2 separate regions of the Homo sapiens genome follow, and region 2 is linked to region 1. Evidence: chromatin loops called from intact Hi-C (ENCODE). Cell type or tissue: Calu3. All regions are shown on one strand. Each heading gives the region's core, and the rest is flanking DNA. Links, peaks and the distances in the headings are about the cores only. Region 1 holds the start of PIWIL1 (piwi like RNA-mediated gene silencing 1). Region 2 has its middle 33 kb from the start of RIMBP2.

Region 1 (12,089 bases), core at 2,398-10,397:
CTCTTATGTGAATTATCTGCATGCTGCAGATACTGAAACTTTGTGATTATTTCTACTAACAGTTAAAGTAATTTGGACAAGGTAGAGTTTGGCTTTGTACAGATTAGAGGCCGATGAGTGATGGATGGATAAATACAACAGAATTGCTCATTTTAAGGCATTTGTTTACCGCAAAACAGTCACCCCTGAAGTTCACCAAGGTAAACTGCATATTTGCCCAAACTGAATGTGTCCCCAACTGAATTCCGAATTTCATTTCTGCTTCGAAACACATTACTCTGAAAACATAATTTGGCAGTGTTTCTCAAAGTTTGATCTTGACCAACTGATATCAGAATCAACCGGAGAGCCTCTTAAACCTTCAGATGGCTGTCTCTGGGGACTGGTTCAGTTGTTTGGGCTTGGGTCCAGAGATCCTCATATTTAATTAGCTCCCGGGCAGCCCTGCTGCACATCCTGAGGTGGGACCCGCTGCGTCTTCCGTTAAGGTGTCCTGGGTTGCACCATCAGAAAGCCCAAGTGTAACTGGCATGACCAATAAAGAAAATTTATCTCTTGGAATTTTGGTCATGGTCCCAGGAGGTCTAGAGCAGCTCTGGGCACCACATACTTCAAAGTCCAGAGGCAGGAAGAGACCATCTCTTTGTTACGTCCTGTTTTTTCCTTTTTTTTTTTTTTTTCCTTTAATGACCCCAGACAAAATCCTCTTATATGTCTTTGGCCAGGATTGTTTCACATGCTGAGGTCTAAAATACACCATTTACTGGCAAAGGTTTTGGAGCTGCCACATTTGTTTAGAATAATTTCAAAGCAACCCTGAGTTACTCAAGGCAGTGGTAGCCACCCCACAATATGCTGAGTTCTGAGAGCAGAGGAGGCAGTGAACGATTGTGTGAGGCGAGGGACAGCCCAGTTACCCCGATTTGATCCGTAGACATCGCACGAACCTATGAAATATTGTAAGTACCCCCAAAATGTGTACAACTATGACATGTCAATTTAAAAAAAAGGTAGTAAACAGTCTTTGGGTGTCTCTGGTGCCAGGAAACTGTGTTCAAACTAATTTGGGCATAACAGCCAGTAGTTATGGCCACTCCAAAACAAAACTACACAGCTCTTGGGGAGGAAATGGTCAGAGAGAAGGATGCAATATTTGAAGAAGAAATGAACACAACAGGTATATAAAAATTAAGAATGCCAAAGGCCAGTGACTTTGCCCTTGGCCTGAGTTCTGAGAGGTACACAAGAATGGAAATGGACAAAGTGTGAATACTTTGTCGTGCAAAGGTGTTGCATAAAGCTGAACACTATTATGTACATTCAAGTATTCAAGAAATATTTCCTGAGACCCTCGGAATGCCAGGAACCAGACGCAATGTTGAGTAAGACCAGGATTCTGTCCTCAACGTGTTTTCCCAATAATGAAGGAAACGGGTTAAGTACGTGTTTACTTACAATTGTGGTGTGATAAATGCTATTGGAGAGACATAGAAAGGCTGGTAAGGTAAAACCACAGAGGAGAGGCCCTCACTGCAGGGATGCTGATCCACAGAGAGGGAAATGAAGGAAAGAAAACCTCATGGAGGAAGCGCCCAGGAGCTGAATTTCGAAGCTCTCTATGGCAGGAGCTTGGAATCCAGATTTGGGGAGAGCCTGGGAAAGGAGCAAAGTCGGACAGGCCGATGGAGGGGGGCCAAGCCACACCACAGAACGTGGGTTTGACCTGGCAGCCTAGCAATCCCCAAATACTTCTGATCATGCAACCAGAACAGAAAGTTTTGAGCATGAGCATCCAATATATTTATATTTAGTTGCAGTATGCCACTATACCTATTTGCAACATGCCACAGTATTAGGCACATAATAAAATACACCACTAATTAAAGATTAAAAATAAAATAACAGTGAATTAAATAAACATTTTCATTTGGTAAGAACTTTTTCTCACTACCATAATTATGAGTGATACTTATTTCTTTTCCGTTTAACTGTGTGAAATGAAAATAACTCAGCCTTTCCATCTGCCGAAAGCTTGCAGGAGGAGTAGAAAGAAATGCAGGTATCAGCTCTAACCATTTCTTGGGGTTTGCTGATGTTTGCATTTTCCGTATGTCCCCCCACCCGTTATTTCTTTGCAGAGGAATCTTTTCCAACCATTTCTTTTTGTGAAGGTTGGTCTAGAGAGAGTTGGGTTAGTAATCCCAGCCGCTGCTGACGGGGCCCACCAGGCCACAGCAGGTCACCAGAGGCTGGCTACGAGTCAGAGATGGGGGCTACCAACCCCGCCATGCGGTGGGGCTCCCACCCTCCACCCTGGACACAGCCATTATGCACAAGACGCAGGAACCAAAGGAGGGTACGGGCGTCCCCCGCATCTTACATATATTACAGCTCAACTTATTTTCTTATTTTTAGAATCAACTTTGTTCTAAGAAGCTCTCCCTTTGCCTCCTGCGGTGACCTTCCATGTCTTGCTCTAGAGGCCACTGGCAAAGCAACCGGGCCTAGTGCTAGGAGGGGAGGGCCAGGGCCGCTGGGAGATGCGCATATAAACTGCAGGGGCTAACACGGGCCAGAGTCGTCCAGGGCCGCTCAGCTGCAGAGGCCTGAGAATCCTGACAGCGGGAGGATGTTGAGTGTCACTCCTGAGCTCCGAGGGTGAGCTCGCTTAGCCCAGTGGTTCTCGACTGCAGGGTGAACCCGAATGGACTGGAACCAACGTGGTTGGCAACACACACGGCTGGCTCAGCCCCAGGGTTTTGGATTCAGCAGGTCAGGGCTGGGAGGCAAGGAGTTGCATGTCCAACAGGTCTCGGTGCTGCTGGAGCTCCAAGCCACACTTGGACTTGGAGAGCCGCTTTGTCAGTGCGTATGCATGAGGAGGCGGGAGAAGGGCAAACTCCTGTGGGTAGCTGCAATGACTGGCTATAGCTGGAGGAAGAAAGCCGTATCACAGAGGGCAAGGGGGATGGTGCTGAGATGGATAGGGCAGGCTGAGCAACACTCATGTGTCCCAGGGAAGACAGGTTGTCTGAAAGGAGCCACTGGGATTAGAAACCAAGAGGGTTCTGGAGCCCACGGAGGCCTCTGAGAATCAAAACCACACTGTGGGAGGGCAAGATGTGGACGTGGGGCCTAAGAAACCATTCTTTCAAGGAGATGGACTCTGGAGGGAAAAGAGGAAAGGAGGAGCCGTAGGGATTCATTTTTGTTTTACTTCTTTTTCTCCCCCCCAACTGTTTTTATGGTGGCAAAATACACAGAACATAAAATTTGCCATTTTAATCCTTTTTATGTGTACAGCGCAATGGTATGAAATACATTCATAATGTCGTAATGTCAGACAACCACCACCAACACCAGAGCTCCTTCCATCTTGCAAAACTGAAACACTGTCCCCATCAAACACCAACCCCGTTCCCCTCCCCCAGCCCCAGCAACCCTGCTTTACTGTCTGTCCTTGACTTTGACAACACTAAGTGCCTCTTAGAAGTGGAATGATATTTGTCTGTTCGTCACTGGCTTACTTCGCTGAGCTTAATGTCCTCTAGGTTCATCCATGTTGCAGGGTGCGTCGGGATTCCCGTCCTTTCTAAGGCTGGTAATACCCACTGCACGGATGACCCCGTTCTGCTCATTATTCATCAATGGAAACACACTTGGGTTGGGTCCACATATTAACTCTTTAACAATGCTGCTATGAACAGTGGGTACAAATATCTCTTCGAGACCCTTGTTTTGCTTCGTTCTTAAAGACGAGGATGACTAGTAAGACCCTGTCTCTTAAAAAGTAAAAAGAAAATATTAGCCAGCTGTAGTAGCCCATGCCTGTTGTCCCAGCTACTCAAGAGACAGGAGCCCAGGAGGTCGCGGCTGCAGTGAGCTATGACTGCACCACTGAACTCCAGGCTGGCTGACACAGCAAGACTCTGTCTTAAAATAAAATACAATATATACAAATAAAATAATAAAGAAAATTGATGAAGACAGCTAGACAACATTGACGTGTCAAGGAGGAAGCCCCAGAAGAGAGAAGTATTGAGAAGAAGAAGAGGAACTTGGGAGAGAGGAGGATCTTTGAGGAAGCAAGAAGGGGGACCCTAGAGCTGAGCTAAAGGGACTCCACATGATGAGGCAGGCACAGGTGTGGCATGGGCAGCTCACAAACCCTGGCCTCATTTTCTCAGGGGGAACACCAGGGTCAGAGGCTCTGGGGCCTGTGAAGATCAGGAATCGCCATGAGAGGCGTGGAAAATGGAATTAACTGGGAAGGAGAGGAGAAAAGGATGACTGTGGACTGTGTCCCCTCAGGCAACACTCTGCAGTCTGGTGCAGGCCCCTGGGTGTGGGTGGTTGGGATCCCCAAGTCGGTTGGGGGTGGCAGAAAGGCCACAATGCAGAGGTGCTGACAGTATGGAGGGGCATGTGGGGGGAGAGGCAATGGCCCCAGGGTCTGGCTAGCATTGGAGTAGAGGGCTGTGGATTGAACTCAGTTCACAGATACTCTGAGCAAGCTCGTGACATGCAGATCCCTGGGCTCCACCACCAAGAGATCCGGATACAGCAGGCCTGGGCAGGGCCTGGGAATCTGCATTTCTATCAGGCTTCCAGGCGAGGCCGATGCTGATACATTCCATAGGGTGCACTTGGACACGTGCCCATCTGGTCCAACATGCTCATCGTCTAGCGTGGAAAAAAGAATGCAGAGAGCTTAAGCGAACAGAACAGAACCCACTTCCTGGGGAGCCAAGTCAGGACCCCCTGCCTCCGTCACCCTGCCCACCCCAAAACATCCCCCTTGTGGCCAGACTGTGATATTCAGGATTTGTTCACATTTTGTATATAAGAGAACAGACGAACTTCAGCCTCACCCATTGCTCTTTCCCTCTGGATGAATATTCCTGGATAAACCTCCGGGCATGCTGTCTTGGGTACACTTGCCATTGCCATGCCGTCCCTCTAGTTAGTCCCTCTAGGTCAGGGGTCTCAGGGCCAGGGGAGAGGCTGGGCAGCTCTTCAATTCAGCCCAATCAGAACGACATGAGTCTGAAGGGAGAAGGGAAATGCTCTGAAAAATTACATTGAAGGGATTCATAGGAACTGCCTTAGATCTTGTTTTTCAACTCCATCTCTTCCTTTACAAACAAAATCTGGATCATGGGTTTAAAGGGGCTTTGAGATCCTTGAATGAAAGGAACTAGGTCAAAGCTTGCTCTGAGTATGTGGTTTTCTGCTTTAAAAACTTGGGAAACTGATTGGTTACAGAATATAGTCCAAAGCTCTGGACACAGCATGCAGGGTTCATGATGAGTTTCTTTTCCATCTAGTCCCTGTCACCCCCAGCATAATCTACCCAGATCATATTTTCAGCTTTACATGAAGTAACTTGGGATTTTTCTGTTCTCTGAGTATCTTCCATTGTTTCCCTTCCCTGGGATGCTCCTCTGCCCAACACTAGAGAGCACTGGTGGCCATTCCTAAAAACGCACCGGAAAATGTCCAAGTTTCCTGCTCCCCTTTAAAAACGTTTGAGCTGTCCACCAATGGATGAGTGGATAAACAAAATGTGGTCCGTCCAAACAGCAGAGTAAGATCCAGCCGTAAGGAGGACGGAAGCTCTGACGGGCTACGACGTAGGTGAGCCTTGAGAATACGGCGCTGAGTGAAAGAAGCCAGACACAAACGGCCACCTAGTGTATGACCCCGTTTCTATGAAATGAACAGGAAAGGAGACAGAAAGCAGATTCGTGGTTGCCAGGGTAGTGGGGGGAAGAGGGAGATGGAGAGTGACGGTTTTATTTTGGGATGATGAAAATGTTTTGGAACTAGAGGTGGGGGGTTGCGTAACATTATGAACGCATTAAATATCATGGAATTGTTCACTGTAAAATAGTTAATGTAGTGTTATGTGAATTTCACCTCAATTAAAAAAACAACAACAACAACAACCAAAGCCATCATGTGAGGCCCAGCAAATCTGAGCCCTCATTCTCTCCTGGTAACTGGCTAGGACTAAGCAGCCACTGGCCCTTCAGGTCAGCATCCACGTTCCCAATTGTCACACTCCCTGCTTCCCTTGTTGGGCCATCAGCGGGAGGGCAGAGTGTGTTTTATTCACATCAATGGGAGGACAGAGTGTGTTTTACTCACAGCACTTAACAGGGTGCGTTCGGCAGTCCAGATGCTCACATTTCCTTGCTCGCCAACTTCTAGAACCCGGTCTGTCCCTTCTGCAGCATCATCCCCTACGACTCCCCTGCCTGTGCCTGGCGTTGCTCCCGTGCTGGATGACTTGCAGTTTTCTAAACACCTCACATGTGCTCAGACCAACGTGCTCCGCCATGCCGATCCTCCTGTTCCCTGCAAACCCAAATCAGCCTTCAGGGCTTCAGCAGCGTTGAGTCACGAAGCATCCCTCAGCAACCTCCCGCTGAGCACCCACAGGATTGGTGGCACTCTGCTCACCTTCCCTGGTGGGTACACCCCTCTAGAGGCGGCTCCCGGAAAAAGAATCTGTAACTATTCATTTTTTAACTTCCAGAGTCAGGCACGAAGTTATACCTAGCAACGGATCCCAGAAGGGGTCCTGGTGGTGCTGTCAACATGGAAATTTTAAAGGTCACATTTTTTTTTCCTTGAATTTCTTTTCAAATTTTCGTTGAGTTTTCCTTTTCAAATTTTAGGTGAGCTTCTTGCGACATGATGTTTACACTCTCAGAAGAATGAGGGGTTTTGCCTCTGTCTTGCTATATCACAACTTATGTCTTTAGAAACTATTTCATACTTCACACACCAAGACACTCCAGCGATGTTCTTTAGCAGAGGCAAGTAAGGAGTTTAGCATATAGAGAAAATAAAGCAGAGGGAAAAGTGTTACTTCTATAGTGTAAGGTGCATTCACGGTATTTTTCTCCCGAGTTGAGGCTGTAAACATCTATTTCTTGTTTTATGGCTCCATCTGCTGGCAGGTCTCAGAATGTCTTTCTCATCAACACCTTAAATCCTTGGAAAAGTTATGTTCACATTGTATTCCAAAAGGCACCATTTAGTTTTTACAAAGCGAAAGCCTTTGGAAAGCTATTTTTCTTTCAAACTACTGGCTTCCAACGCCTTTTGGCCTCGCCCCAAATTTATTAGCCTTCTCTGAGCATAAGAATAACTTGATGTTACTTCTTGAAATTCCTTGCACCCGTCCCAGACCTCCTGGAATCAGCGTGATCTGGGAGTCTGTATTATTTGGAAGTTCCCTCAGTGGATGCTTACACTCAGGCTAGTGTGGGAAACGCTGACATCTAACCTGCCCCTTTCATGGCACAGATGAGACGTAGGATTTGGGAAGGTGGCTTGGGGAGCCTTCAGCCCTCTCCAGCCCCCGATTCCCAGGCATGCGCTTTTAAGTATGAATAATAAGCAATATGTAGGCCGGGCTCTGTGGCTTATGCCTGTAATCCCTGCACATTGGGAGGCCAAGATGGGTGGATCACTTGAGCCCAGAAGTTTGAGACCGGCCTGGGCAACATGATGAAACCCTCTTTCTACAAGAAATACAAAAAAATTAGCTGGGTGTATTTCTCGTATTTCTACAAGAAATACAAAAAAATTACTACAGGTGGCACACACCTGTAGTACCAGCTACAGGGGAGGCTGAGGCAGGAGGATCACCTGAGCCCAGGAGGTCGAGGCTGCAGGGAGCCATGATCCCACCATTGCACTCCAGCCTGACAGAGCCAGACCCTGTCTCAAAACAAAACAAAGAACACAAAATTATGTGGGCATGGTGGTGGGTGCCTGTAGTCGCAGCTACTCAGGAGGCTGGGAGACGGAGGTTGCAGTGAGCCAAGATCCTGCCACTGCACTCCAGCCTGGGCGACAGAGTGAGACTCCGTCTCACAAAAAAAAAAAAGGAAAAGCACTATGTTTACCGTATAAATGCAGTTTTAAAACCTGTCTGCAGAGGCGACCCTATTTCTACTACCTCCTACAATCATGTTTATAGTTATGGAACATAACAGGTCAGGCAGTTAGTGAGCCTCAGTCCCACTTCCACCTTGACAAATAAACCTGTTCTATCTTACAATATTTCCGGTTGTTTTGTGGCTGTTGACTTTGCCTCCATGAGGAAATTAACTCCTATGGAGGGCACCTAGCTCGGCGTAGACCCGGTCGCTACCACCTGCGATGCCTTGGAAATGCAGCCGGCGGGGCCCACCTGTGGAGCCTGCAGACCGGAATCTCTGGTCTGTGTCCTAACCAGCCCTGCAGGTGATCCCCCGCAGGTGAAGGCTGAGAACCCCTGCGGTCCACGTTGGCATGCACCCAAGGCACAAGTCATTGAAAGCTAAATTTCCAGGTAACGGCCTCCTGGCACCTTAGACTTGCATTGCAGTTTTATTTTCTTTGGGGTCAAAGTTCAAATCTCTGTGTGCTGAGTGAAAGAGCTTCCGACGTTAAAGGCCAGACCAAGATCGAGTCCACTGCTACAGTAGGGCGCTCGGTGCCCACGTGGGCACCATTTCGAAGTCTATGGAGGGTCTACTTCGTGCGCCGCCGCCCAGTTCCACGAGCTAGTAGGGAACTGGCCCGACCCCGTGTCCGCCTGCAGGGGGCTGGCACTGGGGGAACTGCAGGAGTCAAGCCAGGGAAGGCCGGGGGTCTGGGCGAAGCAGAAGAGGAACAGGGCGGGGCCTGGGTGGGGCTGGCCGGGGCCTGTGGGGAGGGGGCAGGGCACGTGTTGGGTGTCTGGGCGGGGCCAGGCGGGGTCTTGGGGGGACAGGGGCGGAGCCTGTGGGGCGGGGGCGGGGCCTGTGGGGGCCTGGGCGTGGCGTCTAGGCAGGGCCAGGCGGGGTCTTGGCGGGATGGGGGCGGGGCCTATGGGGAGGGGCCAGGGCATGTGCGGGGTGTCTGTCCGGGGCCAGGCGGTGTCTTGGGGGGCCAGGGGCAGGGCCTGTGGGGCGGGGCGGGCCTGGCTTGTTGGGCCTGTGCCGGGTGTCCGGGAGGGGCCAGACGGGGTCTTGGAGGGGCGGGGCCGGGGCCTGTGGGGCGGGGCTCCTCTGGTCCCGCCCCGGCCACATCAGAAACCGCCGTTTGCGGGGCAGCCAATGAGGGCGTGGCGCGCGCCGCTTTCCGCCGTTACTGGGCGTATGGCGTACAGACACGAGGCCGGCGCCCGGGAGGCGGTGTTCATCCGCCCGGGAAAAGAGCGCCTGTTGCTCGCTGCCCGCGTGTCCCTGGCTCTCTCGGGAACCCAGCGCCGAAGGCGAGGTGGGCGCGGGCCGAAGGAGGTCCTGGGAGGTCGGCGGCGCGGAGGGATCTCCGCGGGAGCCGTTGGGGCTGTTGGCCTCGGGCTGAGGTGCAAGGACCAGGACTAGGGCGAGGGCAGCGGTCCAAGGTGCGGGGCCAGGCTGAGGTGCTAGGTGTGCGGGGGCCGGGATGCGGGGGCGGCGGCTGGGGGTCCGGGATGTGGAGGTGAGGCTCGAGGTGCGGGGACCGGGTTGCGGGGGCGAGGTCCCAGGTGCGGGGGATGCAGGAGCCGGGTGCGGGGTCGAGGTCCCAGGTGCGGGAGATGCAGGAGCCGGGTGCGGGGGCGAGGTCCCAGGTGTGGGAGATGCAGGAGCCGGGTGCGGGGGCGAGGTCCCAGGTGCAAGGGATGCAGGAGCCGGGTGCGGGGGCGAGGTCCCAGGTGCGGGAGATGCAGGAGCCGGGTGCGGGGGCGAGGTCCCAGGTGTGGGAGATGCAGGAGCCGGGTGCGGGGGCGAGGTCCCAGGTGCGGGAGATGCAGAAGCCGGGTGCGGGGGCGAGGTCCCAGGTGTGGGAGATGCAGGAGCCGGGTGCGGGGGCGAGGTCCCAGGTGCGGGGGATGCAGGAGCCGGGTGCGGGGGCGAGGTCCCAGGTGTGGGAGATGCAGGAGCCGGGTGCGGGGGCGAGGTCCCAGGTGCGGGGGATGCAGGAGCCGGGTGCGGGGGCGAGGTCCCAGGTTTGGGAGATGCAGGAGCCTGGGGTGCAGGGGCCGGGGTGCGGGGGCGATGTATCAGGTGTGGGGGGTGCGGGGCCGGGGGGAAGCGCTGAGGCCCGACTTGCCGGGGCTGTAGGGCCGGGGTGCGGGGGTGCAGGGGCCGGGGTGCGGGGGCGAGGTCCCAGGTGCAGGGGCCGGGGTGAGAGGCTGAGGCCTGAGTTGCCGGGGGTGCGGGGGCGGAGGTCTCCGCATTGGCGGCCGTGCGTGAGACTGCGGGGACCTGAGAGCTCTGCAGGAGGGCCTTCGGGACCTCCCGCACTACCCACGCGGCCGCGGGGCGCGATCTCTGCGGAGGGCGAGGGCCCCTTCCCGCGTCCGCCGCCGCTGCGCTGCGCCCCCGGGAGCCTTGGGAGCCGGACGTTGGGAAGAGGACGGAACTCCGGAGGACCCCAAGTGAGGCGGCGACCGCGACGGCCGGGCTCTGCGAGGCCCGGGGGTCCTCGCGGGTGCTGGCGGCCCGGCCCTTGGCACCTGTGGAGGGAAAGGGGCGGCGGGGCGGTGGCGTCCTGGGATGGATGCTCTCGCCGTCTTCAGCCCCGGCGGCCTCCAGGGCAAAGCCGGCTGCACCCCTGCGCAGCCTGTTCTCTGAGCGCTTTTCTTTTCGTTTTTAAGTTGTGGCCAGAGAGACCCCGCTCGCATAGAATGTACCGCTCAACGGTTTTTAGGCGTGTGGCGCGGTGGTGGTTCCCACGTGCACGGCGTGGTCCTGAGCTCAGCGCCGGAGGGACGTTAGGTGGAAGCGTCTTTGGCAGAGCTGGTAGCGAATCGGAGAGGTGATTTCCAGCGAGTGTGGTTATTGGAAGCACACACTTGCTTTCTGACTTTAAGAATTCAATATCCAGACTGAGGTGGTTTTGAAACTGGAAGGAGATAAAGCTGAAAACCAGAGTTGTGCTGGGAAACCTGGACGTAGAGCGCTGAGCCCCCCAGGTATTTAGTGACCAGCACAGCGCGCCGCCGTGGGTTTCAGGCCCTGGAGATGATGAGAATCAGCTGGAGGGCTGCTTCCAGTCGGCTTCTAACTCGGGAGGGCTGAGAGCCGCTCCCCACCCCGTAATTTCTGTTCCCAGCCAGTCCAGATGCTGCCCGTCAGGGACCAGGCTTTGAGAACTGACGTGCTGCTTTAGGAATATTTCCTGCTGGAGATGAGAGTTCAGCTTGTCACTGTTTTTTAATCACTGTTTCACACCGTTGTTTGTAAGGTGTCAAGCGACGGACTGGGTGCAAAGGCATCAATTGTGATTCGCAGCCTAGTTGGAGAAGCTATGGAGTGCAGAGATGTGGGGAGGGAGAAAACAGGTTACCATGTAGTAGGGTGACCGTGGTCACGCCGGGGAAACGGCTTTCGGAGAAGGGAGCAAGGGATGGCCTGCGAGCTGGTCCTTAAGCGGTTCACTGGATTCTTGTGGTTTCAGAGGAGGGTGAGGCTTTGTTAGCAGAGGGTGTGCCACGGTGTAGGGTGAGTCACGGAATTGATAGTGATAGGAAGCAAGTTGTGTTTGCTGGAGTCTCAAGCGGATGCTTTCAGATTGATTTGTAGATCAGCAGTCCCCAGTCTTTTTGGCACCAGGGACCGATTTCCTGGAAGACAATTTTTCCACGGACCGGTGAGGGATGGTTTCGGGATGAAACGGTTCCACCTCGGATTATCAGGCATTAGATTCTCATAAGGAGCAGGCAGCCCAGACCCTTGGCACGCCGACTTCACAGTAGGGTTCTCACTCCTAGGAGAATCTAATGCCTCCACTGATCTAACAGGAGGTGAGCTCAGGCTGTCCTGCTCACTCACTGCGGCTCACTTCCTGCTGTGTGGCCTGGTTCCGGTACAGGTCCATGGGGCGTGGGGGTTGGTGGTGGTGGTTGGGGGAGGGGGGGTGGGGGGAGGGGGGTTGGTGGTGGTGGTGGTGGTGCTGCTGCTGCTGCTGGGGACGCTGCCTGTAGATTATCAGTAAGAGACTTTCATGCGCCAGTATGCCCCGTGTGTAAGCCGAGCATGCATACGTAATCATTGTCATGATGCGCACATTATAAAATAAATACAAAGCAGTTTAAAATGAGATTTAAAATTAGTTGTAAT
Region 2 (12,089 bases), core at 1,926-9,925, 410 kb after region 1:
CAGGCCAGTAATGCAAAGGGCATTTACTCTGAGCTACCTGAACACCGACCCCACCCCAGGCCCTCACTGTTCACCTCCAGTAGACTGATTTCTGGGTGTCTGTCCAGACTGGCATCCCTGGGCACCTGCTGGAGGGGCTGGGATTCTCTGTGGCACTGATGACCTTTGGATTTGGTGGAGAGAACCCTTGCAGAGGGCATCGCCCTCTCCCTGGTGAGGTACAGGGTGAACAGTTCTCCTAAACAGAAGAGGAGAAAGTCATTAGGCAAAACTCAGTACCCCTAATGGGACAGATACTGCTAATGCTTTCTGATATCCATTCACCCCTTTTCCTATATAAACAGAAATATACTGATTAATTCAGGGTGGCAGTGAACCCTGATTCTGCTGGAGCAACAGGTAGCTGTGTTACACTCTTCTGGCCAATGAGGTCTAAGCAAAAATCTGACGGGCATAGAGAGGAGAGAGTTCTGGGAAAGTGCTGGCTTTCCTTATAAGAGGAAACAAATGAAATTAGTGTTATCCCTCATTCCTCATTCTCCTGCTTCCCATTCTGAATTCAGATGTGATGGCTGGAGCTGTGGCAGCCATCCTTCAACCACGAGGCAAAGGCCCAGAGAATCATAAGAACGACAGCCAGGCATCCTCGATGCATTGAATCCTTGCTCTCAGTTGACCATATTCAAACCCCTCCTCTTGTGAGAAAAACAAAGCCCTATGTGTTAAGCCACTGTTAGCCATGTATTCTATTGCTTTGCTCAAACCCATTTTAAACGAATGTAACAATTTTCTTCCTTTTCATTTTAAGCTCCAGATATAGTTGTAGTAAAATAGACCGCACTATATTTTCTTAGGGTTTCTTCCTGTCCTTCTCCCCACAAGGTAGTTTTCAGTTAAAATATGAGCAGCTCTTAGGCCCTAATTCAGGTGACATTCCCACTGGGGGAAGGCTCTGCATGAGGCTGACCACTCCTCCTCTCCTTCCCAGAGTCAGCGTCCTCCACATCTACTTCGCTACTGAGATACTGCTGATGTGTTTAAGAGGTGAGCCCAGCAGGAAGGATGTTTAAAACACCAGCGAGGGTCTCCACGAGACTGGTAACTAAGCGCCAAGCTGCTCCAGCCCACCTTCCCTGAGCCACCCAGCAGCTCATGCACACGTTTCTGGCTTTGCGAGCAGCTCTTCTGCCTGGTCTGTTTGTCCAGTTGGCTGATAGATCATAGGGTTCATGCCCAGAAAAGCTATGAACCCTGGACTCCATGGGGAATAGCAAATGCTGATGCCAGCAGAGAAGTTGTGTGTGAGATTCATTTGTCAACAGATCCAGAAAGGAAATCTAGTTCCAGGAACAGATCCTCTCCAGCCCACCTCAGGAAAGGACACAGAAAACTGTCAATATCATGCTTACTGCTTAATGCATGATCCAGAAACAACAGCAACTAAAATACACAACACTGGAATGAGAGGACGATAAGACTCTTGGGGCAGAAGCAGCTAAAGAAAGAATGGTACCAGTGAAAGGGCCAGGATGAAATCTTGGTGTAAATACATCTCATGCAACAACCTATTGCTCAAAGATCGAATATTCTACCGCTGAAAGATAATCCTTTAAGTTAAGAGACGACGATTCCAAAAAGCCCAGTATAATTGGAAAGAAGAAACATCATTTTATGGTAATGCTAGGGGTTTTATGCTTCACACAGGAGATTTCCCCAGAGTCTTCCAAAGACTAAATATCCGTATGTGTTGCCAACATGTCTACAAGTGTGAATTAACATAGCAATGTGCTGTTCACAGGTTTATTACCACAGCGTACATAACAGAGTCTCTTAGGCCACCCCAACCCCTGTCTCGGTTATTTCTTAGAGTCCCTGGAGGATATTTTGATTAGTCCTTATTTTTTAAGTTCAGACGGACAGCCTCCATCTGAACATAAGCATATGTGCACACACATGCATACCTGTGCACACACAGACAGGTGCGTAGGTCTTATTTCCCATTCTATGTCTTGATGTCAGGGACTCAAGAATTTGTAGTATTTTTCAACTGTACCACATACTTGATTCCACTATTCATCTCTCATTTAGTACCTCAACAATCTCTTCCCAAAATATCGGAATTTCTTTGTGAAAGTCCTCTCCAGAATCCTAGTTTCTTTCTATTACTAAGCTATTCCATGCTACACATAAACCCAAACGTGCCACCCAATTTCCTAAAACATAACTGAAAACCAGTACATGCCCTAAATATACACAACGCGTTGTTGTGTTAGTAGGTAGAAATCTCAGAACATCACTCCCTGGCCATCAAGCAATTCATGAGATTGTTACAAACCGTCGTTTTGAATGCGGTAGCTCCAGGATTTCTCCCTTAGTGCCATAACGTCTGAGATGCCTGGTGAGATGCCCGGTTCTTTTGCTGACACTGGGTGACCTTTTCAAAATATCTACACAAGATTTCAAGGCTCTACCCATTGCATGTTGAGTGTGAGTTGAGATTTTGTCCACTTATCATTTTGTTTAAAATATTGTGTTGAACTTAGGGACCCAAAATTTACATTTTCTCTTTAAACACATTCCTGAGAAGTGATATATGTATATCATATATATATAATATTCAATATTGTATATGTTATATATATGTATATGTATATATACACATGTTACATATACATATATGTGTATATATGTGGATATGTGTATATACACATGTATGTACATATAACATACATATACCATGTACAATATTTAAATACAATATTTAAATAATGGAACAATATATACACAAAGATTTAAATGCAATTTTTAAATTGTATTTAAATATACATGAATATTTAAATGTAATGTTTAAATTGTATTTAAATATATACGAATATTTAAATGCAATATTTAAATACCAAATATTTAATATCATATCTTATTTTATAAACCAAGAAGCGTACTCTTCCTGGAACATATCTACTGAGACCCCCTCCCCGCCATGGGATATAACTGTTTTTGAAGAACTGGGCTTTGAGGCTGGAACAGAGCTAAGGTTGAATCATACCTGCTCCACTTAGTAGCCATGTGAGCCGGGTGTGCTACAGAAACTCTGTTTTCTCTTGCATAAAACAAAAATAATAATAACGCCTGACACAGCGTGTTGTAAAATCAAATAAAATAATGCACTTTTTCCAAACCAATGCACGTTAATAGGAGCCAGAGAGCAGCCGTCCCCAAACTTTTGGCACCTGAGACCGGTTTCATGGAAGACGGTTTTTCCCACAGACCGAGGTGGGGAGGGGTTCCACCTCAGATCATCAGGCATTGGATTCTCCTAAGGAGCAGGCAACCTAGACCCCTCACACGCACAGTTCACAACAGGGTTTGAGCTGCTATGAGAATCTAATGCTGCTGCTGGCCTGACAGGGGGCGGAGCTCAGGTGGTCACGCTCGTCCACCACTCACCTCCTGCCGTGTGGTGCGGTTCCTAATGGCACCACTCTGTGGCTAGAGTGGGGACCCCTGCTATGGAGAATAAGGAAACCAGATACTTGGTTCCCTTTCTTGCAAGAGGAACATATTCGTGCCCATCCCCCTCTACTGACTGAAGCAGAGCCATGGCACCTGCTCCGGCCAACACACTGTGAGCAGTCATTGGTGTGCATGTCACTTCAGGTGAGGCGCTCTAGGAGTCCATGTGTGGTTTACCATGATCTTTTCCTTGTCTCTACCCACATGGAAAAATGCTTTCAGATGGAGCTTCCTTCCACCCAGACCCCTAGGAACTACAACAAGCAGAGCCCTCTTGATGACATATAATGGACATATAACATGATTGAGAAATAAACATATTTTTCAACCACTGAGGTTTTCAATGTGTTTGTTACAGCAGCATAACCTGCCCTATCGTGACTCACTCTCCTTGGCTCCTATTAAGTGTGCAATAAGACCTAGCCACGGGTGACCTTGGAAAAGTTGTTTCACCTCTTTAAGCTTCAGTGCCCTCATGTGTAATTCGGGGATGATGGCAGTCATATCCACCTGCTGGACCATGGTGGGGCTTAAATGCAATAACCCATGTTAAGTACTTAACACAGTAAGGGTTTCATAAATGTTGGTGGCAATTGTAATTACTATTATCATCATTATGATCATTTCCAAGGTAGTCAATAAACACTTTTGGAATTTAGCTGAGCTGGCCGGGCACAGTGGCTCACACCTGTAGTCCCAGCACTTTGGGAGGCCGAGGCAGGCAGATCATGAAGTCAGGAGATGGAGACCATCCTGGCCAACAGGGTGAAACACTGTCTCTACTAAAATACAAAAATTAGTGGGGTGTGGTGGCGGGCGCCTGTACTCCCAGCTACTCGGGAGGCTGAGGCAGGGGAATTGCTTGAACCTGGGAGGCAGAGGTTGCAGTGAGCTGAGATCGTGCCACTGCACTCCAGCCTGGCAACAGAAAAAAAAAAAAGAATTTAGCTGAGCTGGGTTTATCTATTCTCATTAATGGAGGGAGAAACTGACTCCATTTTTTCTGAGAGCCTGAACCCATACATCTCTGGCTTCTATGTCCAGGTCAAAGTCTCTCAACTGCTACACTGACCTAAAGTATCCGTGTCCTCAGGGTTGCTATTTTCACTCCTGCTCCCTCCATAGGAAAGGGTTTAGACCAACAGGGTCAGCTCTCCACTCTCCCAGCCTCTCTGTCCCCTCAGAGGAAAAAGCTGCATAAGCTTCTTGGCAGAACTCTCCACTGTTTCTCTCTCCACCGACAGCTTCTCCGCCCCTTGCATTTTCCTGTTTTCACTTTGCTTCACAACCGCCTGAGATTATCTGATTTTTAAGGGCAGCACTTGGCTCTGGCTGTGCTTTATAGAGCCCAAGGTGTGCTTAGGTGCCCTCGATGGTAGTAATTTGTCACTGTCTAGCTTGGCATGCCCCCTGCTCCATGCAGGCCTCCAGCCACAGGGGAGCCAGGCCCCACACACATGCAGAAATTGCAAAATCACCAGTTGCACATGGGATGGCAGAGAACCAGGGGCTTCACTTTAAGGCCAGGCTGGCTCGCACCAGCCCTGACGCAGCCTGAGACAACTGCCACCCTCTGGCGCCACCTACTGACAGCTTTCCCTCTCCCTCGAAGCCTCTGCACCCGCAATAAAAAAGGGAAGCGTTTGAGCTGACTGCAGCCTCTTCTGTAACTACCACTATGAGAATGGAAGGATAGCATTCAGATGCCTAAGGTAATACAGTAATGCATGCCCCTTGCAGAAGACACAAAAAAGCCCAAAGCAAAATGTCAAGTCCACCCCAAAAAGCCCTTCTTTGAAATAACCGTTGCTGGTATTTTTGGGACCTACCTTTCCAATGTATTTTATGTTATTATTTTATGGACTATACATACATTATAATTACGTGTATTTGTATACACATATAACAGTAGATGAAGACGGTTGTGATTTTATTTTGTTTTCCTAAATTCTGTTTTGTAACCTGATGTGTTCTACAGAGTAAACACTTTCTCATCATATAAATTTTTCTTTAAATCGTGACCTGTGAACATTACTATTACAGGAGCATTTCATAATGTATACAATAAGCATCTTCTGCTGCTTGGTGCCTCACTCGTCAAATTCTCCGGCGAATACCCCTGGATAGGACATTGGCTCCACCTCTTGCATTGTTTCATGGCCATTTATTCCTGGGAACAAAATGCCTGGATCAGTCGACACACGCATTTCATGGCTCTTGGGTCATGTTGCCAAACAGCCTTCCGGGATGCACCGATTTACATTCCTGTGGGCAGGCCTCTCTCGCTGCATCCCTGCCAACAGGAAGCATCATCCTTTTTTACAGATCGCGGCTAACTTGGAGGGTTTAAGATGGCACCTCTTTGCTTTGTCTGGGAGGCAGCATGGTGTGCTGACAGGTGCCAGAGATCTGGGCTCTGGTGAAATCCCAGCATGGCCCCTGACCAGCTGTGGGACCCTGGGCAGGTCACCTAAACTCTCTGGGCCTCAGTTTCTTCATCCATAAAACGGAATGATGAGAGCGCTGATGCCCCACAGGTATCGACGAAGAGTCGGACTCTGTAAAATATTCGAAGCTTATTCTGAGCCAAATATGAATGACCATGACCCGTGACACAGCCCTCAGGGGGTGCTGAGAACCTGTGCCCCAGGTGGTGGGGGCACAGCCTACTTTTATGCATATTAAGGGAGACACGAGACCTCCACCAAATACATGTAAGATTTACATTGGTTCCATCTGCAAGGGTGGGACAACTCAAAGCAGGGGTGGGGCTTCCAGGTCAAATGTAAATTTAAAATTTTCTGATTAGCAGTTGGTTTGTGAAAGGAAAATATCTTGGGCCCCCAAAATCACTAAAGAAAACTCAAGCTAAGAACTGCTGAGGGCAAATCTGCCTCCCATTCTATTCAAAGTCATCCCTCTGCTCACTGAGATAGACACATATCTGATCTGCCTCCACTGGCAAAGCTCATCAGAAACTCAAAAGAATACAACCATTTGTGTCTCACCTACCAGTGACCTGGAAGTCCCCTCCCAGCTTCGAGTCTTCCTGCCTTTGCTTCCAGTTGTCCCACCTTTCCAGACCGAACCAGTGTACTTCCTACATATATTGATTGACGTCTCATGTCTCCCTAAAATGTGTAAAACCAACCTGTGCCCGACCACCTTGGGCACATGTCATCAGGACTTCCTGAGGCTGGGTCATGGGTGTGTGTCTTCAACCTTGGCAAAATAAACTTTCTAAATAGTAACTGAGACCTCCGTCAAATGTTCTAGGTTCACAGGTTGAAAGCATTACTATCAATAGAAATAAATGTCTGGGTTACAATAAGGGGTTGTGGAGAGCAAGGTTTCATGATGCCGATGAGGCCTCCAGGTAGCAGACTTCAGAGAAAATAGACTGTAAATGTTTCTTTTCAGACTTAGGGTCTGCGTTGATGTTAAATGCTAATCAGCTTTTCCTGAGTTCCAAAAGGAAGGAGAGGAAGGCCAGGCGCAGTGGCTCACGCCTGTAATCCCAGCACTTTAGGAGGCTGAGGCAGGAGGATCACTTGAGGTCAGGAGTTCAACACCAGCCTAGCCAACATGGTGAAACCCCATCTCTACTAAAAATACAAAATTTAGCTGGGCATGGTGGTGCACACCTGTAATCCCAGCTACCTGGGAGGCTGAGGCCACATGAATCACTTGAACCCAGGAGGCAGAGGTTGCAGTGAGTCTAGATTGCACCAGCCTGGGTGACAGAGCAAGACTCCATCTCAGAAAAAAAAAGGTAGGATAGGAAAATGAGGCATGACTGACCTGCGCTTTCCATCATGCCCTGAACTAGTTTTTCAGGTTCAATTTGGAATGCCCTTAGGCGAGAGGAAGGGCCCATTCAGAAGGCTGGGGGCCTTAGAATTTTATTTTTGGTTTGCGTAGGTTTGTATGAACCTGAAATAAGGGAATCCGTGAACGGCGCTGAGAACAGTGCCTTGCACACATGAGTATTGGCTACCTCGATCGTCCCATGTTTAACTAACTGTGAACCCTGAAAATTTGAGACAGATCTCAGTTAATTTAGAAAGTTTATTTTGCCAAGGTTGAGGACCCACCCATGCCCCAGCCTCAGGAGGTCCTGATGACACATGCCCAAGGTGGTCGGGGCACAGCTTGGCTTTATACATTTTAGGGACACATGAGATGCCAATCAATACATGTAAGAAGTACATTGGTTCTGTAGAGAAAGGTGGGGACAACTCAAAGCAAGTCCCCTACACTGGGGGCTTCCAGGTGACAGGTAGGTGAGAGACAGATGGTTGCATTCTTTTGAGTTTCTGATAAGTCTTTCCAAAAGAGGCAATCAGAATATACATCTATCTCTGAGCAGAGGGGTGACTTTGAATAGAATGGGAGGCAGGTTTGCCCTGCATGGTCCCAGCTTGAAGAGGCCCAAGGTATTCTCCATTCATACAATGAAAGGTTGGCACGCTTTTTCAATCACCTGTGTATTTGGACAGATTTCATTACCCTGAGTTCACAGTTGCTCTCTTGAAATGAGATTCTTTATTTGTGAGCTGCACTGGCTTCTAGGACATTTACCATTAGGAAGATTTGATCTAAATATTACCCTATGGAGTGGAAGGGACTTTAGGATGCCGACGTAACTTTCAATTGTGTAATTGAAAGTTAGAATTGAGTCTATAATTCAATTTCAGAATTTTAAAAGCTGCTTTTGGTTAAAGACTACTACGACGGATTCCATGATGGAGAGAGTGACGGTGAGATGATGGATGCTGCCAAATGCTAACCGCAGAATCCAGATGGTGGTTCGTCCGTGTTACAGAACAATTCTTTCCCCCTTCTTAGATGTTTCAAAATTGCCATAAAAATTGTTGATGAGAAGAGCTGCTTTCATTGCATTGTTTCATTTATTTACTCTGGCCACGTGGATTTCTCCGTCTTTTTAGCTAGATCTGTCTTCTTTGACTGATTTTCAGATTGTTTTTACAGGGTCTGGCACTCAGCTCTTTTTTTAATATATGTAAATGTGTATCCTCCAGGAAGTGAAACCACTCTCAGGTGGTCGGCCGTCACTTCCCCCTGATAACTTTCCCGTCTGTCTCCAACTCAAACCCCTTCTCTGTCCACACCCATAGTGAAAGCTGGCCACAGACCTCACCCCAATGTGTCTGAGCAGCATCTCACAGTTAACAAGATCAAAGCCAGTGCCATCATTATCCTCACAGCTTCCAAACCTTCAGTCCTCCCACCCCACCCTCAGTTCAGCTGGTCACGAACCGTGTCCCGCCACCTCAGAGCAGGCATGTGGATGCCGCAGCAGCCTGAGGATAAAATAACCCCCATTTCATGTAGACACAGTCGCTTTCCAACCAGGTCTAAACCCTTTCACTACCTGGCCAGCCTCATCTTATCAAGAGAGGCTTAGCGAGATGACTGTCAGGGCATTGTTACATTCCTTTAGCACAGTGGGTTTGCTTTTATTTATTTATTTATTTATTTATTTATTTATTTTATTTTGAGACGGAGACTCGCTCTGTCTCCCAGGCTGGAGTGCAGTGACGCGATCTCGGCTCACTGCAACCTCCATCTCCCGGGTTCAAGCGATTCTCCTACCTCAGCCTCCTGAGTAGCTGGGATTACAGGTGTGTGCCATCACACCCAGCTAATTTTTGTATTTTTAGTAGAGACGGGGTTTCCCCACGTTAGCCAGGCTGGTCTTGAACTTCTGACCTCAGGTGATCTGTCCGCCTCGGCCTCCCAAAGTGATGAGATTACAGGCCTGAGCCACCGTGCCCAGCCTGTTTTCTTCTTATTATTGTTTTTTAATCTTGGGATTCCACCAGAGCTCAGACTCCCACAGCACTTCCGGACAAGCCACCTGCTGAGCCGTTTGTCCCTGCCACGGTCACCTAGGAATTCTCTTCCGTGTGCTCCCTCTCTCCCATCCCAGGAGGATTACTCAGAGCTGCTGGGCATTGTGGGAAACTCCCTGGAGTCCTCCCCTCAGGAGGCCCTTGTGCAGGAAAGCACAGGCCGGCGGGCTCATCCCACCCGTGGACCACCAGAGCCCCCTGCTGTCTGGGATCCTCCACGGGGCCTGAATGGTCTCCATCTCACAAAAGCACTCTCTGCAGGGATGCCCCAGAGCAACGCCCTACAGGTGCCATTGTGTGCGGATCACTCCTACACGCTGGATTTCCAGGCCTTAAGTCCCCGAGGCCGCTCTTCAGCAGCACCGTACACAGCTCTTAAGGGGTCACGTAGGTCAAGGAGAAAATGGGATTTGATTGACACAGATTCTATTGACCCAAGGTTTTTAAGAAAACAGTTGCCACAGAGACAAAGCAGCCGCATCCACAGCTGGGCGCGAGCTTCTCCTGGGAGCTGTGGCAGAGCGCTCTCTGCTGCTCACCCCATGCTCCGCAGGCCTGCAGGAGCGAACACAGAACACCCCAAACGCCCGTGAGAGGGCAGGTCCCGGTCCCAAGTCCTGCACGGAGAAGGGGACAATCACTGCTTTTTATTTGTTTTTTTGTTTTTTTCTTTGAGAGGTAGTCTTGCTCTGACCCCTAGGCTGGAGTGCAGTGGTGCATTCTCGGCTCACTGCAACCTACAGCTCCTGGGTTCAAGCAATTCTCCTGCCTCAGCCTCCCAAATAGCTGGGATTACAGGCGTGTGCCACCACACCCGGCTAATTTTTTGTATTTTTAGTAGAGACGGGGTTTCACCATGTTGGCCAGGCACTGTTTTTTTTTTTTAACTGATACATAGCAGGTGTACATATGTGGGGGGTTCATGTGATCATTTTATTCATATCATTTATAAAGATCAAATCAGTGTAACTGGGATATCCACCACCTTAAATATTTGGACAATGATTTTATTAAAAGCAGCTTTATAGGATTATAATGAATATACAGTTGACCCATGGTAAAGATGGCATTGGATGGCTTTTAGTAAACGTATAATTAAGCAACCATCACCAAAATCCAGTTCTAAGGCAGCCACATCAGTCCAGAAAGCTTCACTGTACCCCTGGCAGTCAATCCCCACCCGCATCCTCAGGGAACCACGGATCTACTTTTTGTCTCTACCGTTTTGCCTCTCCCAGAAATTTCCTATCCATGAAGTCTTGCAGTGTCATCTGGCTTCTTCCATGTCAGGCACTATTTCGGAGGCCATGCCTGCTGTGGCGTGAAGCTGCAGCGCATACTCTCTGACAGCGGGGCAGTGAGTCCCAGGGCGCATGGGCCACACTTGCTCAGGTGGGCACCTGCGGATGGCCATCCAGGCCGTTTGAAGTTTCTATAGTAATTAGGAATAATGCTATGAGGAACATCTGTAGAAAGCCTTTGTGTGAAGGTAGGTTTTTCATTCTCCTAGTTTAATACTTAGGAGGAGAACTGCTGGGTCACATGGTAAGACTCTGTTGAACTCTTTAAGAAGCTGCCAAATAGTTTTCCAAAGTGGCTGCACCATTTTTCACTCCCACCAGCAGGGTAGGAGGCTCCTGGCATCCCCACATTCCCACAGCCACAGAGTCCCCGCCTTCCGCCTTTCTAGGAGACCCCTTTCTCCTGCCTATTTCCCCATTCTGGGTGCTAAAGTCCTAAGGTCAAGCCCACCTGCCACCAACAGGAAGTCATGCTGTGGGGCAGCAGTGGCAGGAGCAGGATGAGGAGTGGGAGCTGAAGGGCGAGACTGGAAGCCAAGCAGAAGCAGGAAGCAAAGTAGGAATCAGAAGTGAAGCAGGAACAGGAAGCAAAGGAGCAGGAAGTAAAGCAGGAGCAGGAAGTGAGGCAGGAACAAGCAGCAGAAGCAGGAACCAAATGAGCAGGAAGTGAGGCAGGAACAGGAAGTAAACCAGAAGCAGGAAGTGAATGAACAGGAAGTGAGGCAGGAGCAGGAAGCAAAGGAGCAGGAAGTAAAGCAGGAAAGGAAAGCAGAGCAGCAAGCACAACAGGAACAGGAAGTAAAGCAGGAGCAGAAACTAAAGGGGGAAAAGGAAGTAAAGCAGGAGCCAGAAAGAGGCAGGAATAGGAAGTAAAGCAGAAGCAGGAAGTGAGGCAGGAACAGAAAGGAAAGCAGGAGCAGGAAATGAGGCAGGAACAGGAAGTAAAGCAGGAACCAGAGGGAAGCAGGGCAACAGGTCCTCCCTTCCACTCATCCTTGCAGCCTCCTCTAGCCTACCAGTGGCCAGTCCAGCAGGCAGACCCTGGCAAGGCAAGAATGAGGCTCCCAAGCACCAGGCCAGCCCCAGAAAATGGGTGCAGCAGGAGCTTGATGTTGAAAGTCAGTGGCTTCCAAGTAGCACATGCATGGAAACTCCAGAACCACCAGAAGGAAAAGCTTCAAGGTCCCCTGCTTCCTGCCCTTGAGAAAGCAGCCTCTGTGTGTGTTGAGTGACAGCTGATGCTCGCCCAGCGCCTGCCGTGTGCCAGGAGCCATCCTAAATACCTCCAGCCTTTTAATTCAGCTATCCCCAACATTGGAACACTATGGGGTGGGTGTCACAGTCACCCCCCTTTCACAGATGAAGAGACTGAGGTATAGAGCTAAACAAGGCTCCGGGT

Evidence for each region. Peaks named below come from ENCODE experiments on the same cell type or tissue, not always from the same donor. Only the 100,000 strongest peaks of a DNase experiment are listed, where the experiment ranks them.
Region 2: a loop joins it to region 1, with 7 times the contacts of the local background. A loop is called at or near these places in 7 of 110 quality-filtered maps.

The regions. Positions count from the first base shown.
Region 1 is chr12:130,328,759-130,340,847 of GRCh38, forward strand. PIWIL1 (piwi like RNA-mediated gene silencing 1) reads left to right here and starts at 9,129. Exons shown (of 21, transcript NM_004764.5): 1 at 9,129-9,388. It overlaps LOC101927786 (a long non-coding RNA gene), which reads right to left and starts at 7,482. Exons shown (of 3, transcript XR_242978.5): 1 at 6,151-7,482; 2 at 4,872-5,046; 3 at 3,435-4,683. RefSeq lists an enhancer at 6,253-6,422. In Calu3, for the core only: no CTCF peak of the experiment used is centred there; a DNase peak (open chromatin) is centred at 6,953.
Region 2 is chr12:130,743,226-130,755,314 of GRCh38, forward strand. No RefSeq gene overlaps it. Among named protein-coding and RNA genes, the nearest start is that of RIMBP2, 33 kb to the left of the region's middle. In Calu3, for the core only: a CTCF peak has its summit at 5,108 (motif pointing left); a DNase peak (open chromatin) is centred at 5,096.